Linked DNA regions of Mus musculus: region 1 is linked to region 2. A link is a loop called in an ENCODE intact Hi-C map of the cell type or tissue named here. Cell type or tissue: left cerebral cortex. All regions are shown on one strand. Links, peaks and the distances in the headings refer to the core of each region. The heading gives the core; the rest is flanking DNA. Region 1 has its middle 15 kb from the start of Tafa1. Region 2 overlaps Tafa1 (TAFA chemokine like family member 1).

Region 1 (9,327 bases), core at 852-8,851, 150 kb after region 2:
CCCAAAGTCTCCTAATTTAGAGTCAGTCTTCTGGAAGAACTAAGAAGACATAAGAAAAGGGAATACTTGGGGGAACACAGAGGATTAACTGGCACAGACTAGATAGTATGAGAACAGAGGTTACCCAGGCTGGGGAAAGAGTTCAGACAGTGTTTACCATTGAACCATGACTACCTGAGTTCAGTCCCTCAGAATCTATGTAAGCTGGCCACGGGTGCATGCACTTATACACCCAGTGCCACAGAGAAGATAGATGGACCATGGACCAAGCACTATAACCTCCATGGTAAGTTCCATGTTAATGAGAGATCTGGTTTCAAGAAAGAAAGAGGAAGAGGGAGAGGAGGGTATTGATAGTACTTCAAAATGATATCTGAGGTTGTTCTGTGGCCTACACACATACACACACACTCACACCACTGTTGCTAGAAAATGTTCTCTTTCTATACTGGTGAATGTGGGACCCAATACCGCACTAGTTGTTAAGCTCTTGAAATGTGGCTAGTACAGCTATGGAAGTCAATTTTAAATTCTATTTAATTTCATTTTAAATTTATATCTAATTTTATTTTAAATTTATTTCAACTTAGCCATGTTCAGCTAGTGGCTACTGTAACAGAAAGCATTGCTCTGGCACTCACCATCAAGGTCAGAGAAAATAAGATCTGTGCCACTGAGTAGCTGGCAAGAAGTTAGAAGGAAGATAGCAGTTGTTATAGCTTAAATGTCCTCACCAAAGCTTGTGTTGAAATAAAGTCCCCATTTGGATATATTGAGAGTTAGAATCAGGTAGGAACTATAAGAGCTTCTGCCTCCACGAATGGGTTAATCCATCCCATGGACCAATGTGTTAGTGCACTATCTTGACAGTAGGTTGTTACAAACCCAGTCTGTCTCTTGTATGTACCCCTTTCATGATGTAATAGTCTCTGACCTCTAACAGATTTGCAGATTTCCCACTAGCAAGAAGAGCTTCACAGATATAGTACCTTGACCTTGAATCAAACAGCCTCCAGAATGAGACATGCTGATTAAACCTTTATTCTTTATAAATTACCCAGTCTACTGTGTTCAGTTATAGGAGCAGCAAGTAGACAAAGACATCAATCTTCTGAGATGCTAATGACACAAAAGAAGGATGTAGGCTGTATACGATGGTTGCCATTTGCAGGAAAAAAAGAGAGAGGAAAAAATAAACACTGAAACAATCCAAACAAGAAAAGAGTAAAGATGTATGGTTTCTTAGTGTTTGACAGGCCACAAGTGAGCTTGTGTCCAGGTGAGTTTGCTTCTACAATTCCATTGTACCATTGAAGGCCTAGCTGTTGCCTTTCTAATTTTCTCTTTGCCTTTCAGGATATCTGTTCCAAGACAATCTTCTCATCATAGATGTGGCAGGACAGCTAACAGGTGTCTGGGCTCTGTGCATCCTCATCTATGATGTGAGTTTTGAGTGAGACCAACTATGACAGATAATCCCAGGTAATTCACCAGCTTCCAGTTTGCTGCCTGCTATTGTTGGCATAGCTTGTGTTTTCCTCGACCTTGCTGGTGGAGAGTAGAGCTGTGCTTTTCAAAAAAGCCACCATTAGTTGGCCTTGGCACTTAAATCTATACAGGTGATGGCACCTGTGAGCTCTGCCACATGAGCAAGGACATCTCCTTTTTAACTTATATTTAAAAAAAAAAAATCACTTCATGTCTCTTGAGCCTAGTTTGAGTCAGTATGCCTCCTTGGACTGCTCTCTGGACCAAGAGGAAAGATCACAGTGCTAGGCTTAGAGATAAATAATGTCCCACCCCCACCCTAAGCTAAGAGAGAGAGAGAGAGAGAGAGAGAGAGAGAGAGAGAGAGAATAAGGGAGGTGGCACATGGGAGACATTAGAATAACAATGAGAAATGGGAACAGATATTGAAGAGATGATCCATTTATGATCAAAACTGTACTTTTTTACAGTTTTATATACTTATAATTTTCCTACTTACAAAAATACATAGTCATGTTTTCCTCTCTTTGCTATCTCATGTTAGAATTTTTTTTTAGTTTTACTGTGATATTTGTGTACATATATATGATGAATCTCCCCCAACTGCTCTCCCCCATACAGCCTCCCCCCTACTTGTTGGTGCTGTTCCTGCCCCTAAGTAGTCTTTTTTTTTTCCTGAGTTCATGTCGCACATGCACATCAATTTAGAAAGGTAGAAAACTCAAGATCTAAATAGAGAATTTGAAGTCATCTCTGATGCACCACCACAAGGTTTGCAGCACTCACATGCAAGTGTGCATGTACCTAGCACTTCTCTGAGCATACATATCCATTGGATTTCTTACTTTTCTAAATACTGAACTGTCAACATTTTCTGTACTGAGCCAAGTATGGTGACTCCTTCCTAGAATACTAGCACTTGGGCGCAAAGGCAAGAGGATACTATCAATCCTAGGGTCGGCCTGAAATATGTAGTAGTGTGTCAGGCGTACACAGTGAGACCCTTTCTTGACAAAAGTAAGAAACACTTCAAATATGTCTTGCAATTTTCACCCCCTCTGGATATTACATTTTCCAAATCAGTAATTCTCCCTTCAATGGTGTCTTTATCAACATAAAATACTTTTCTTTTTCTGAATAGTCCATATATGTTGGTCATCTCTAATGTGGTTGCTCCTATTTTGGTGAGATAGAGCCCAAAAAGGACAATGTTTCTCTATGGGATCCTACCTGGTAGGAAAGACTCCATCTCCTTTTCCTTCTAGGGAAGCAATCCTCTTAACTTTTCTTAACTCCCTGTGTTCGTGTAAGTTTTATTTTAAAATTTCTAAGTTTTCTTTCGATATTAATATGTCTGATTAACTATTCTCTTTGGTCTGGTTTTCATTTCAATTCTAGGAACTAAGGAATTTCCAGTAATAGGACAATTTTTGTAAAATGTGTATTTTAGCCAAGGTCTCATACCTGCTAGAGAAACACACCTCTGCTGACCCCCACTACCAGCACCTTCCCTGAGTCTTCTTCCTTTTGCTTCTCTGTTGTTGACCTGGTCAGTAAGACAGTATGACAGAAATGACCAAATTGCTCTGGAGCCCGACTACACTGTTCTCAGCTCCACCTGGGTGGGTGTACCTTCTGAGGCTATGCACAGGATCACTGGAAGATGCTTATCAGCAGGGCTGATGTACTGTTAGCTTTGATCAAGTTTTTTGTTTGTTTGTTTTGTTTTGTTTTACTTATTTTTATACTGTAAGATTTTTTTCCTCAGACTTTTAAGATGTTTTCATACTTCCTTTGCAAATTCAACTGTATTTGAAACATCCACAAGAGCCCCCTCCTCTATTCATCCATTGCCCCATCCACTTTACGGGTTTTAACTCAAATTCTCTAGACTTGGTACTGGTAGATCATTTCCCATGGAGTCTCACCTGGCTCCCCACTCTACCTAGCCTCTGATCCTTTCTATCCCTGAGAGTCAGTGTTGCTTCCGTTTGCAGTAGTGTCTACTGCTCTGTGTCCTGAGTCTGCTGCTCAAATCCATACCATCCGGGAAAGCTCAGTGGCTTTCAGCCCGTCAAATGTATCACATTCTTCTTGATTCGAAGCTTTTATCCATTCTCTTGCCTTTCTATCATCCTGTTCTTTACCCACATTGGTTTTGCGCACCCTGGGTACAGACTTTCTCTGATGCCATCACTCCTTGCATTACCTTCCCAAAATGCACAGTGTATAATGATGTCTGAGGTAGGATCCTATTTGTTTTGAGACAATTATCCTATTGGGTAGCACTGACTGGTTTGAATCTCCCTGTCCCTGCCTCCTAGATGTTGGGAGTGTAGGAAGTGCCACCAAGCACAGTTATACTTGATTATTTTAAAAATCAAAGATCTTGGGCTGGAGAGATAGTTCAGTGGTTAAGAGCATTGACTGCACTTCCAGTGGTCCTGAGTTCAATTCCCAGCACCCACATGATGGCTTACAACATCTGTTATGGGATCCCCTGCCCTCTTCTGGTGCGTCTGAAGACAGCTACAGCGTACTCACATACAAAAATAAACAAATCTTTAAAAACAAAATACCCACAAACTGTGTGATCTAGAATGAAATGACATTCATTCATATTCACAATCTAATATCATTTTCTTCCTCCCTAACCATCTGCTGCTCATCACTGTCCATTCACCCTTTCCTTCTGCCATTAATTTATTTAAGTACCCATTCATTCAGCAATCTACAGAGACCTGAACTCAAGAACTCATGAAAAGATGGTAGATCATCCCACCCAGGTTCTTTACCTCAAATGCTTTCCAAATTCAGGGCTTTGGTAAAATCTGAAAGCCCCCTGTTCTGATCATTACTGTTTGTTTGCTGTCTGGCAAGATACCTGGTCCATAGTGGGTACTCAATCAATATTTATAGAAAATATGAATAAATGAATGTGTGAATGAATGAACAAACTCTGTCACTTCTCACTTATTCATGTTTGAGATGTTTTATAAATTCTTAGCAAGATGTTAAGTGAGTGGTTGGCAGTGGGCTGAGCGGGAGGAGGCTGGGAAGAGATTCAGATGATGTGTCTGTGTGAGCATGGGTGTCTGTGTGGGATGCTGAGACTCAGCGTGCCTAAAAGGGCCTCTCTCACCACATCCCAGCACCAGAAGGAAGTGCTCTTCGCCTCCTTTCTCGTTTTCTCTTTCCTATCCTTTCATTTCTTTCTTCTCACACAACATATTGACAGTGGGCCTCCTTCCCCACTCTTGGTCTCCACCCTCACATACAGCGTTTTTTATACTGTAATGGAGAATGTGTGGCACTTGTAATGGTGCCAGTTCAGACAAGAGAACCTAGCCGTTACTAGTTTAGAGCAAAGGGAAAGAGTATTGTAAAAGGAAGTCGAGGAAACCTTGGGCTCTGTTCAAAAGGAAGAAATGCCCCTACTTATATTCCTTAAGCCAGAGGTTTGGCAGTGAATCCCAGTAAGGGATGATGTATTTATGCATCCATGCCCCGAGACCCTACCCCGAGATCCATCAAATTAGCATCTCTGGATGATAGACTCTGGCAATGGTATTTTTCACAGTTCCCTAGTTAGTTCCAATATGCAGCCAAGTTTGAAAACCACTGTGCTAAAACAAAAACTTATTTTGGTAGATTTTGTGTCACTATGGCAACACCAGAAATACCTGCAATTTCTTAATTAGTTGCCAACTAAAAAATACATTTGCTATGTTTAACAGATGTAAGGTTAGTCCAATGTAGGTATATTTACTGAGTGCTTACTATGTGCTTTGTATGGTAATAGCTATCATATGAAACTTTTACTTCATTGTCATGGTTACACACACACACACAAACACCCTAGCTCTTATTTAAATTCACAGAGTAGATGAAGAGTAAGTGTTCCAAGGAGTGTCTATCAGATTTCAATGTTGCTTGCTCTAAATATATCTCTTGTCTTGGTTTTCACTCATGTTAATCCAACTTCTCTGTTGAGCTGGCTGTAATTTTAGTAGTCTTTCCTATGATACACAGAAGATCCATTTCCTGGTCATCATTAGAGGTGGGAAGCAAAGTCATTTTGGGCCAGCCAAGGTATGTGAACATCTTTTGGAAAGTTGCCTTTCTCTCACCCAAGACATAATTTTCCCTTTGTATCCAAACATGAGAGGCATGTCACTACCATGTCACCAACAGTCCTTTCGAAGGAGGGCTTAAGGTGAGAACAATACTAGGAAATGACAATGAATACATGAGGTAGGAAAGTCCTTTGTTTAGGAAAACCAAGCCCAGTGCACACTCGGCCCCAGATTCTCTTTACTAGAGATTAAGGCGGTTAGACTTGGGATATTGATCCTCACCTTCTCTTGTGGTTGGACACCAAACTGCCTATTCTGGCTGGCCCATGAGCTTCCAGGGATTCTCAGGTCTCCGCCTTCCAACTCACTGCAGGAGTGCTAAAGATGACAGATGCGTGACATCACATCTGGCTTTATGTGGATTCCAAACATTTAAACTCTGGTACTTGCATCTGTACAACAATCTCTTTACGCACTGAAGCATCTTTTCAGCCCCTGAACGCTCATTTTAATAATAAATTAGGATCCAAACGTCTGAAGTGATTTATGCCAGGCAACACAGTTTACCTGTCCTGCATTACGTAAAGCTGGGCTTTGCTCTCAGGACTTTCTCCTGCCTCCCCATTGCTCCTCCCACCAAGCTCTAGAATCATCTTCATTGAGAATATTTGCCATACTTTTCCCATGTGCTAAGTAAGTTGTAATGACCATAGTCTTTGAAATGCCTTAGATTTCCTTGGAAGAAACTCTCTAGAAATATATTCTCAGTCCTCTTTCAAAAGACGTACCCCAAACCTATGGATACAATTTGATTTTCAGATGTAGGCATCATGAAATAATATGTAAAGCTGTTGAAAATACAGATCACACAGCTCACCCCCAACCAAGAAAAACATTAAAAATTCTACCCAGCTCAGCTGCTTCGGTACACTTTTACACTACACATGATGTTGCTGAATATATAAAATACTTGGAACTAAATTTAAAACTGCCCCCCCTCCCCTTGATTAACCAGATTGTCCCCTCCCCTATATATAGGAACGCTATGTGCCTGAGCCCACTTGCCATCTGTCATCATATTTTCCAAACTTCTCTTCCACCCCCTCCTCTTACACAATTTTATCACATAAAAATATTAGATTTCAGGGATTTGTATAATTTCATGAAATTTTCTGAGCCAAGTGACAATGGAGGAAGGGCTGGTATATGAAATTGCCCAACGTGTATCCACAGCAATCATGATACCCTCTAGCAGAACTTGCGTGGCCAAGAATAGCAAGTCAGTTTTCCCCCAGTGTAACATTTCCTATTAGTAAAATTTTCGAGTATTTCCCACATTACAAAGTAGAATTCAGATAATTTTCAGAGGTTTCTGACTCTTATAGCATTATAATGCTTTATTACCCTTGGAGATGTTTAGTGACTTTTCCTACATCATTGGGAGAATGTTCACAAGTCAACTAGAGATTGGTCACTTTGTGTGCCCTTTCATGGTTGGAGATACGAGTTTTACCCAGATAAATACATGCTGCCTCTAAGCCTAGATCCTTCTACTGGAGACCTAAGAGTCTACCTTGGAAGCTTCATTTCTGTTTCTCACAGGCAACCATGAGACGTTCCATCCAATACTTCTGTTCCTGAGCCCCAGGAAATCAATGAGAAGTGTTGATGGAGGTTAGCTCTTAAGTATAAAACTTAAGGTGAATGGTTCTCTTACAAAGTTCTCTCCTATCTCTCTGTAAGCTTTTTGAAGAGTTTTGTAATGAGTATCCTAACATGACTACTAAGCAGCCTACTCCCTCCCCTCTGTCTCTGGGTTAGTGCTCAAAGCCCATTGACCACAGTGCTCTAAAATAGTCATGATTGAAGGGAAAGTCACATGACTCATGCTTGTCCAATTAGGAATTTCCATGTACTGTCACCAGATAATGGTCCAAATGTGCAAACAAGACCAAAGAATTCCCTTAAGGAGAGTCCAATTGAATTTCTGAGGCTACTAGTAGCTTTGTTTGTTTTTTATGTAAATATCTATCTATGATTGCTGAAAATATTAGCAGACCCACAGGTAAAGGAAAAAACTAGAATAGGCACCACAATGGTTACCACACAGTTTGCTGCCCCCTGCAGTGCTCTTAGGAAACCTGTTTTCTTTTACACACATACACACAGAGCCAGGGAGAGAGAGAGGGAGGGAGAGAGAGGGAGAGAGAGAGAGAGAGAGAGAGAGAGAGAGAGAGAGAGAGAGAGAGAGAGAGAGAGAGAGAGAAGTGGAGGATATAGGAGGTTTTTTTATGTGTACATATATGGTTTGTGTACCATGTGTGTGTAATGCCCACAATAGCCAGAAGAAGGCATTGGCTCCTTGGAATAAGAGTTATGGGTGGTTGTGAATTGCCTAGTATAGGTACTGGGAATCAAAACTTAGTTCCATGGAATAGCAGCAAGTGTCCTTAACCACTGACCCATCTCTCCATCCCCAAGATTTGGGTTAAGAAAGGAGTTTACATACTTCTTGTTAGCTATAACAAATCCTATAGCCTGCCTAACCAAGAACTGGAGGAATATGCTTAGAAGGAAAAAAGTTGGAAATAATTAGACAATATCCTGAATAGTCACCCAAAGGATTATTATTGGGTCTCAGGATTCACAGGAGGAAGTACAGTGTGAAAGGATAGCAGGCACCCTGAGAGCCTGTCACTCCGAAGTCTAAGTTGAATCAAAGTGAGCATGACTCTAAATACCAAGCTCCTTTATGTCCTACCATGGTGATATCCTTCCTAATCAGCTTTGCATTGGATCAAATGGCATGCCATGGTTGAATGGAATTCTAGGTTCCATGAGAGAGGACCAAGTAAGAGATTTAATACCTTTAGATTTGGTGAGCTGGGAAGTGAGAATCCACTTTGCCTTCTTAATAAAATACATTTGCATAATATTACAGTGCTTAAGAGTAGTATGGGTGATAGTCTTTAGATAGATTTGAGTTCAGGATATGATAATATAAGACAAATAAAAGGAATAAGGGAAGGAAGGAAGGAAGGAAGGGAGGGAGGGAGGGAGGGAAGAAAGGAAGAGGGAGAAAGGAAGAATAAAAGAAAAGAACCAAGAAAGGGAGAAGGGGAGGGAGGAAAAAAGGAAGGAAGAGACAGAGACATGGGAGAGGGAGGGAGGAGGGAGGAAGAAAATGGGATGGAAAGAGATGGGGAAATAAGTAGTTGGATTCAGAGTTTATACAGAGACCTTCCCTATTCTTGAATACCCTAAGTATAATTCTTTCTTAAAAGGTTCAGGTTCAAATATTTATGAGACAGAGTTACTATTCCTTTTAGGGGCTTGTCAAGTGTAAAAGAGGAGGAAAAATCTGTTTGTGAAGGGAGTTTACAGTACACTTAAAGTTTATTTTAAAAATAAATAGGACTTGATAGATAGGACAATAAAGCACAAGCCCCATCAGTAACCTGCCTGCAGCAGTAACAGGGAGCCTCTGTAGGCTGCCAGGAGCCAGAAATAAGAATGAACACTTCTCAGCAGAAAGTTCCAGGAATACCCACAAACAAAGAGGATATCTGGGATACGGCATCTGTAAGCCAAGTGGCTCTCTGTCACATCACAGTTTGTGTGGAACACACCCACAGAGGTAGAGTCACATCTGAATCAGATGTTTCTGGCTTCCTTTGCACTGAGTCCCCATTTTTGTTCTAGGTAGAAATGATGATGCCATTTACAAGTTAGGGAGGGATCTTTTAGAAAAATAGAAAGCCAG
Region 2 (9,327 bases), core at 981-8,980:
CACTCTGCAAACACATCACCTTTGCTTTTCACACCTTGACTACTTAATTCTGGAATACTCAGTTCAGTTCCTTAGAGTCCCATACCTCAGTCTCATCTTCAATTAAGTAGGAGAACAACACATACTAATACTTGAGTTGGCTTTATTTGAATAATTAAGATGATTGACTTAAATGATGGTATACACTTTGAGCAATGGCTGGCACCAAGTAAGTACTTGGTGAATATTTATTAATAACTGCAAGCATTTGTTTCCTTTACCATAAACTGAAGGGGAAGCATAACTTAGCACATATGGTTGCCAGGGGCTGGAGTGAGGGAACCCATCCTCAATGCTTAGCTGACTAGGGCACACGAACACTCCATGTTCTGTACAGTCAAATGACCTAATAAATTAATATCGCTGCTTTGTTTCCACTCACATTTTGGGCTGATGGCTGCCCTGTGCATGGGAGACCCCTGCACTGTCCTTCTATGATAGGAACTGGACTTCTCGGTGGCTTAATAAGGAAAAATCAAGAGCTACTTTAGTAAGATGATGGAGTTGACAGGAGAACTGAGGATGGCAGGGGCTGTGAGCAAGTGAGCAGAAAAGCGACAAGGATGTAGGCCACTGGCCAAACGCTAGTCTCAAATCTCCAAGAGTCTATTGAGAATGGACTTTCTCAAGTGCGTGCCATGACAGAGGGGAGAAGCTGAGGGTCTGATAGGAGGGCCAGGCAAACAGACTACAAAACTAAATGTCTGAGGCACCCAGATGTGAACTTGTGTCAAAGTTTATTGCCTATTAGTTAATAGAGACCCAGCTGGAAGAAAACATTCATTCAGAATGCAGCAAGAAATTAAATGAATAAGCTCTGGGGAAAGAGCCTGTTCCACTGGCCGTCAGAGGTCATGCTTTTAACCTATACAGAGTAAGTGTGGAGAATAATATGCTGCCATTATGGGTACAATCCTTTAGCTAAAAAAAGGGGAAAAATACAGCAAGAAATCTGTAAGAGAGGAAAAGGATTTTTAAAAAGGGTCTTTGGCTGTTCATTAGATAAACCAGTGAACAAAGTTTTTCTTGCCTTTTCCCACATAGAACTAATGACTTCCGGAAACTGTACAAAGGCCAAACATAAAAACTGTGGCAGAAACAGTGTCCTGATTTATTATTTCTAATTTCTATGCTGTACAAATGTGGCCAACAACTTCCTTAATTCTAGACACTTTTCTTTCATGATAATAAGATCATCTCTCAACATCTTAAATGTGTTTGGAATGTTGCTTTACCAAGGAGTTTTAAAAGCTGTTCTCTTTGCATAGGCCACAACAAATGTTTCCAATAGGTGTAACCATTAGGCAAAGCAGGTGAAACCCTACTTCATTCACAAAGAACTGGTCACTTAATTCAGAAAGAATTGACCCTGTGGATGAGATTAAATGTCTGTGTTCCAAGTCTATCATTAGATGGCTGGAAAGAGCCAAGAATACACCCATTGGAGGAATAGCTATAATACAGTCTACCTTCAAATATTTCACATGTTTCATTGATATGGCCACACATCAGAGTCAAGGGTGGTCACAGATGGCCATGACTGCAATAGCATTAGTTCTGACAGCCTTGCATATTGTTTTATGTTTGGATCCATTAGCTATGGCTACAGTCAGAGACAGAGAAGAGATTTAGAAGTGAACTTTACTACATAGCCATTCCCCAACCTACAGCGGCTCAGTGTTAACTTTTACAGCCTTATAGGATATGAAAAGGATACCCATTGAGTAGAAACTCTGCTTTGGATTGGGAATTTTAATAATGTCCTGGCTTCAAAATTTCTAGTGATGTGGAGCGTTGGTGGTGACCTGCAGTTCTCAATCACTCCTGGCATCATGGAGCTACCAAGTCCCAGTGTGCTGACACTGTTTATGGATGTGGACATTCGGTAAGTTATGGTGGCAATTTAACACCATGTATACAGTAAGCTTTGTGTAAGGTGAGTTTGCATGATGAGTGCAAGTTTTTCTGGCATGTTTGAGTTAGGTTTGAAGAAGCTATGTGGATAGACTACACTCGCCACCTAATGATGTTTCTCACTTACTATAGGTTTATGGCACTACACCCCCAACTTAAGAAGAGTCTGTATTCACAGCAACTCAACAAGGGAGGCATGCCATGTCACACAGATATACTTGGGAAAAAATAGTGGGTATGGAAGGATTAAATGTGAGAAGTCAGCTGTAAGGGACAATACACTCCATCAGATTTATTGGTTTCCTTAGGGAGTAGAGCAGGGTGAACAATTTAAGATTGACTTAATTTTTCTTTAAGTTTTCTATATACAATAGAGATGGTGCCCGGTTGCCAATCCTTGACTCTTGCATGGTAAGGGCAGAAGATTACTGTTTCTTAGATACCTGAGCCAGGTGGGGCAAGAACATCTTTGTACGAATTAGTTTGCCAATAGAAAGTCTGTTCCTGGTGCATCGTTGCTGTTTCTTCAAGCTTTTTGGTCCAGAGGTAGCAGTCACTCCTCAGCTAGGTTTTGAAAGATATCAAAACAACACAATATAGATTTTTAAAACTCTGCATGAGGGACATTTAAAAGTTTTTATGGTTTCTATTTGTTGTGTTTCAGCAAGTGAAACATCCCTAAGTTAATTTCAATAATAAGTGTGTTTAAGCAAGAAATATGCTATATGAATAGTCCCACCCTTAAGGAAATCAATATATCCTCATAGTCAACAATTTAAATTAGAGGGTCTTCCCCCAAATTCTGTGAATAGTTCTTGTCATGATGGCAGTCACCTTAGCTATATACCAGGGTCAAGTGCTCTAAGTCTCCTCCATAGAACTGTGATCTGCTCTAAAGATATATGGAAAAATCCAGGAGAAATTCTACATTAAACTTTGTAAAGTGTGCCTTTGTTCGTATTCTGTTTCAGTTGTTTTAAGGTAGTATACAAAGAAGGGGAGCCATGGTTACTTTGTCTTTCAAGATTAATATGTGCTCTGACCCACAATCTTGCCTGATATCTTTCCGAACTTTCATTATCCTGGCTTTGAGGAAGCCTTTCCAATGTGTTCTGCGAAGGTCCTTCTTTAGCATCTCTTCAACACTATCTTAAAGAGCCATGAAATCCTGGAGTGTCACAGGCTGTTCACATACACTAACAGGTAGAACCATGGTCCATATGGTGCATTCTGTCCCTCAGTATTGGGACAATAAAGCCTTATATGGGTTTTGTCAAAGTACTTTAACAAATGCATGTAATAGTAGTTACCATCAATAATAGTTAACCAGCTCGGCAAATGATGGCACTTATATCATTGTTGTGTATTGTCACCATGCCAACTCTCTAACACGGTATTATTGGGATCCTATTTTCCAATTAGGAAATGGAGTTTTCTGTGGGTTGATGAAAGATTTTATTCTTAAGCACAGGGTCAAAGATCAGAGAGGAAAAAAATATCAGGAGTTGGAATTTGACATGAAATCTAATTACAGTGACTGGTTTCCACATAGAAAGCTACGTTAAAATTCTCTTGGTGGAGAAAGTGGGGAATTAAAGGGAACTTGGAGAACAATATTTCAAATAAGGTTAATGTAAAATGTGTGGCTGGAATATATTCTTAGTAAACATATTCTTGTTTTCTTGATTTGAAATGAAGAATACTGCCTAAGCAGACAAGATAAAACAAACATATGTATCTCCTCCATGAAATACATATTAGTATGTTTAGGAATAAAACATGAGCCAGGCCTCTCTTGGCCCACCCAGCCTCACAGGCAGCAGAGAGCAAATGAGAAGTCTCATGAGAGTGAGGTGATAAAACAACAATAACAAAATTTAGGAAATGCCTTCCAAGAATTTGTTCACAGCCCAGCAGACACTTGGTTCTAACAAATGGTCGATTCTGGAACCTAGGAGCACAGAAAGTTATTTTTCCACAGCCCTGAAATTTGATTTTTTTCCTCCTTCATAAAAGAGTGGTTCTGCCAAGTTTGCTCAAAAACAAAAGGATCTTGAAAAATAAAAACAAAAAACAAAAAAACCATAAAGTCCTCTGGCTTCTGGTGACATAAAGGGCATGCCAAAGATGAGCTGCCTATCAGGCACAATGTTTAGTTCTAGTGACAGTTAAAGGGTCAGATTGGAATTGGGCTAGGCTATGAGTTTAAAAGTGATATAGAATTCAAGAGTCATGTAAGATCTTGAGAGATGACTTAGTCTACCTCTATGTCTCCAAGAATGAGTCTTCTCAATAACTATCTCTGTACTCTCAGATAATAAAATTCACCCCATTTTAGAGAACATTGGGAAGAAGGTTTTACTATGGACTTAGACCAGAAGTCATTTCTTCTATTTCCCTGTAAACCCCTAATCTTTAATCTTAGCTTAACTCAGTGCTTCACATCCTGGAGTGAGTCCCCCTCATTACAATCACCCTAGGGACATGTGACAATGCACGAAGGCCCTTTTTTGTTAAAACTGAAAAACCGAGGTTACCACTAAGTTAGCTGTTTCCAAGGATGATGAGATGCCCGAGATCGGCCTCACAACAAAGAGTCTTCTGGGCCCATAGTTAATACTTTGCAATGGTAAAGCTGGGAGGAGGGCAGACAATGTAATGTTTGTGCCATACGGGCCTAACTATACTGAGACTAAATTTCTTGTGATTCAGGAACACATTGCTTCATAACCCACTGTAGAAGTCTTTATTAGAAAAATTAATTTATTTTCATTTTATGTGTATGAGTGTTAAGCCTAAATGGATGTCTGTGCACATGTGTGCAGTACTTATGGAGGCCACAGAGAGTGATATATCCCCTGCAACTGGAGTTACATATGGTTGTAAGCCACCATAGGGGTGCTAGGAATTGAGCATGGGTCCTCTAGGAGATCAGCCAGTGCCCGTAACTGCTGAGTAATCTCTCTCACCCACAAAAAAAAAAAACCTTTGTAAATAATAATACAGACTAACCAGATAGTCTTAGTAACTGTTAAATGCTTTCAGAACAGAAATCACATATTGCTAACCCCTAACATAGGGATCTAACATAGGGAGTAACATATAAGAAATGATCAACATAATTATCTCTACATGGATATTTCACTAATCCAGTTTTATAAAAGTTTTTGTTTTTCACAGATTTCAAGCATGGGCTTGAGACTGAGTTCTGGGTTAGAACTGCGGTCCATCCCGTGTACTTAGTTCTGTTGGAGTGCCCAAGGGAGACAGCTCAAAGGGCTGCATGGTCTTCCTGAGCAGCTGCAACCAAGGACTCTGTGGTTGTAAATGGAATTCAGCATTATAATTATAGATACATGAAGATTTTGCAGATTTTTTTTTAAAAAGGGGTAATTTCCTAAGTGAATGTCAATGTGAAATTCACAAGGCTGGATTCTCCAAACTGCATTTTGCTCTGCTTTCCACGGGGCAGCCCTGTCCAGCTATGCACAGGTCCAGTTTATGGAAGAGAGCCACTTCTGGGAAGAATGTCTGAAAGTGAATGCAAGCTAGGCGATTCATGACATGGGGTATATTTAAAGTGTTCTTGGAAAGCTACCAGGCACCACCATCATAGACACAACCCATTTCTGTCTTAACAGGAACGTCTTTAGCCCATCCTGTTAGAGTAGGAGGCTTTGCCAACTTCCTTTAGACTTTAATTGATAACACACAAATCTGTTGCCACAGATGGTTAGGTGGGCAGCATCTGAAGCTGAGGTCTGGAGGAAGGCTTCCCACCCCCATGCAAATGCCAGAATGTTCAAGGCACATCAATGTACAGTGCACCATGGAAACAGAATGAAGGGAAGAGCTATGGGCACACCACTAGAAAAGAAGGCGGCTGAATGTAGAGCGTCCTTGTATGTGGAAGGTTAGAGGTTCCCAGCTTGCCTTTCTATTCCATGCAGGTGAAAATTATAGCTCTATATTTACTCACTAGTGGCTGGCATAAGACCTTGAGCAACTTATTTAAGTTTGTCAAATTTATCAGGTCCTAATTCCCCTAAAGGAGATAAATCTTTTTTTTTTTAAATTAAATTGTTTCACTAATTGCTAGTGCTTCCAAGTATATGAAACAAATCACTCACAGAGCCTACTTCTGCTCTCTCTCTCTCTCTCTCTCTCTCTCTCGCTCTCTCTCTCTCTCACTCTCACTCTCTCTCTCTCTCTCTCTCTCTCTCTCCATAATATGTCAGTAAGATCTGGTTATTATTTCAGAACCTTGGAAACCTCAGGTTCTACAGGGACTCTGTAGAGTTACATCACGGCAAAGGGCACAGTGACCCAGGTAGAAAATACCTGAGTTGGAATCACATTTACTGAACACATCTCTTTTGGTGACAGATAACCGAAAGTGGACTCCAACTACCTTAAGGAATAAGAAGGAAGATGTCTATGCATCCTTATTAAGCACAGATGAGATACCTAAACAGCTATCTCAATGAGGAAGAATTCAGCTCTCAAAATAAGTCATTACAAACTGGTCTCTATGGTTGTCTTTCTTTTGTTTGGGCTGCATTCTTCATCAAGGCTTCCTGCAGAGGCAGCTTCAAGGTCAGCCACACTTACATCCTTTGACTGTCAAGGCCAGCTGACAAAAGAGATTTCCCAAAGCCACTTGAGAAATCAGAATTTATTCTCTTTTGCTCATGCCTTGGTCATGTGTCTCCTTGTGCCATCAGAGCAAACTTTATCCAAGTTGATTGAGATGGCAAGGAATTAACCAGAAACCAGCAGGATAGATGGTCTGCCCCTTTACTCCAGGGACCCAGAAGTCCTGTCTATTCCTTCCACCTAGCAGTTGACCCATGACTTCTTTACTGACAGATCAAGAACCAATTGGAGAACAGGACAGCATCAGAACCACCCCTACAACTACTAATGTGATTGAATCCACACCTTATACTAGATGCTTTCACTGGTCATTTCACATGACTTGCTCAGGGGTAAGGAGTGCCTATCAGACACATGAGAAAACAGTGGCATAGTGAGTGTCCTGTGTTCCATAAGGGGTACTGCTAGGTTTCCGCTCTAACACTGTTTTATTTTAAGGGGTAGATTTAGTAAACACTCTATCTCTTCCTTTAACTATACAAATGCAAACCTTGGCAATAGACAATTCATGTTATTTTAACACAGAAGCCACTATACTCACACAATGCTCCTGACAACTTTGACATTGTGCCTCTACCACACCCACATGACATTCATGAAGAAGGCCATGAGTCGTGGAGAAGAAGCAGAATAGATAGATGGCAATCAGTCTTCTCTGCTGTCTTGCTGGCCACTCAAGCTCTCCTTCTTAATAAAGGTCCTTGGAACCTTCTTCCTTCCCATCACATGTTGTGGGTGGTTCCAAAACTGAGTTAATCATGGGCAGAAATCATGAGTAGGAACAGCTGGGCTGAAAAGGTATTTTTGTGAGTTCATTAAAATCATGTCCAACTCGGGGCATGCCAGTGTCACCTATCCATCATGCAACAGTTTGGCAGCCCGAGGAAGTAGGATCTTAACCAAGTACTGCTGGACACTGATCTTTGTCTTCCTTTCATTATTCTCAGACTTTAAAGCTAAGGATCTTAGAGGAAGAAGGAAAGGACAGTCTGGGTACAATGTTCTACATACTGATCCATGGTTGTGTAACTCTACAGTCATATGGAATCTAACCTAGGACACTTCAGCCATCTTTCTCTCTGCCCAGTAGACTCAGGTGACATCTACAAAAGCCTGCTGAGGTCACTCTGAGAATGAGGGCTTTTTAAGGAAGGTAGGTCAGAGTATTCATAGTTCTTGGGTGAATTCTAGGAAGCAGCATAGTAAAAGAGCTACATGTTTAGGTTTTGTGTTGCATTTAGTGGGGAAGCCCTGGAAATGAACAATATTTAATTGTCCAGAGAGGATTAGCTTGTCCTATAAGCTGGGATTAGTGGTTACACTGAGTGCTGCTGACTTTCTCTAAGCATTATTTATTTATCTATTTCTAGTGTGTGAAGAATATGTGTATTATATATGAAAGCAAGGAAACAACTTTATGAGATTGGTTTCCACCTTCTACATTTATGTGGGTTCCAGGGATGGAACTCAGGTCTCCAGTTATGGGCAGCAAATGCCTTCACCAGCTGAGCCATCTCACCAATGCCCAAATTCCATAAAGATCATCTCAAATCATTGAATGCCCTTAAAATGAGAAAGAACATCACTTGGCTAGAAAAATGCAGTAATATAATCTGGAAGGGCTTTCTGAAAGGGGAAGTGCTGTTCAGGACCACCTCTGCTAAGACTTGATCTCTTCCTTCTGAAGGTGAAGCAGGCCACAACTCTGCACAGGGATTAAGAAAAGGCACTCATCTACAAGCAAGCACAGTGGCAAATCAATGTTAGTACTCAATGCCAAGGGCTACCATCACCAGATTTCCTTCCACCTAATCTGAGTGTGGATGGCTGCTAGGACAGGCTCTCATGAGGCCACTTTTTAAGTCCTTTTTACTAGGTTTTACTCGCTGTAGTTTGACATGCAAGACTGGACCCAGGCCACAGCAATCACAGGTACATCAACTTGGATGGGACCTAGCATTGATGCAGTACATATTTAAAAATCTACATGCAACATTTCAGGTAACCCTGGCAACTCCTCCACCAGTGAAGAACTATTATCTCAACTATTATCTCACAGAGTGCCATGGAGAAACTTGACCCAGTATTGTATTATACTGGCAGTGAGCCGTGGAGCTAGTCCCAATAAAGAGCTGTGTTATTCAGTGTGATATTCTCTATTTGCCATGTTGCCCTGGTTTGAGATACAGCATTGCAGGGGTCTAGATAAGCCTGAGAAGACTTTCTATGGACTGGGATAGATTCGTATACTAGGCTCCAGACTTAATATAAGTATAAAACCCAGAGCTTGTATAATGGAATGAGCTCAACTTTTTCATGACCTCAGGGTATCCAAGCCATGGGGGAAAAAGTTGAAGCCCAATAAATCTTTTTATTCTATAAAAGGATGCAATCTAAATGTCTTGGTTACAGTAAGCAAGGCATATATTTAGTTTTTTTTTTTTTCTTTCAAGAAGGAAATGAAAAAATAAAAAAGACAACAAATGGCCACAGACTGTCTTTATCATAACAGGACTCACTGTGCCCACAGTGAATCAATATTTCCTCATAATGTAACTTGTTTCCCACTGAATTCCTGGCAGTGTCTACAGGGAAAGCAGTACTTACAGTGCATTATTACTTTGGTGTTTGGTGGGGAATTATTCATCCCCCATATATTATTGAAACTGTGTTCACTTTACCGAGTCTATTCCCAACTCTAACTTCCGTGGTGTGTAT

What was found. Hi-C counts contacts between places; a loop is a spot of excess contacts. Peaks named below come from ENCODE experiments on the same cell type or tissue, not always from the same donor. Only the 100,000 strongest peaks of a DNase experiment are listed, where the experiment ranks them.
Region 1: it touches region 2 in a loop (18-fold over the local background); 2 of 42 quality-filtered maps call a loop at or near these places.

What each region holds. Positions count from the first base shown.
Region 1 is chr6:96,093,737-96,103,063 of GRCm38, reverse strand. It overlaps 2900060L22Rik. Among named protein-coding and RNA genes, the nearest start is that of Tafa1, 15 kb to the left of the region's middle. In left cerebral cortex, for the core only: no CTCF peak of the experiment used is centred there; DNase peaks (open chromatin) are centred at 4,645, 5,061 and 6,593; H3K27ac peaks cover 348 bases.
Region 2 is chr6:96,240,841-96,250,167 of GRCm38, reverse strand. The region is part of intron 2 of Tafa1 (TAFA chemokine like family member 1); the gene reads right to left. Among named protein-coding and RNA genes, the nearest start is that of Tafa1, 130 kb to the right of the region's middle. In left cerebral cortex, for the core only: no CTCF peak of the experiment used is centred there; a DNase peak (open chromatin) is centred at 5,646.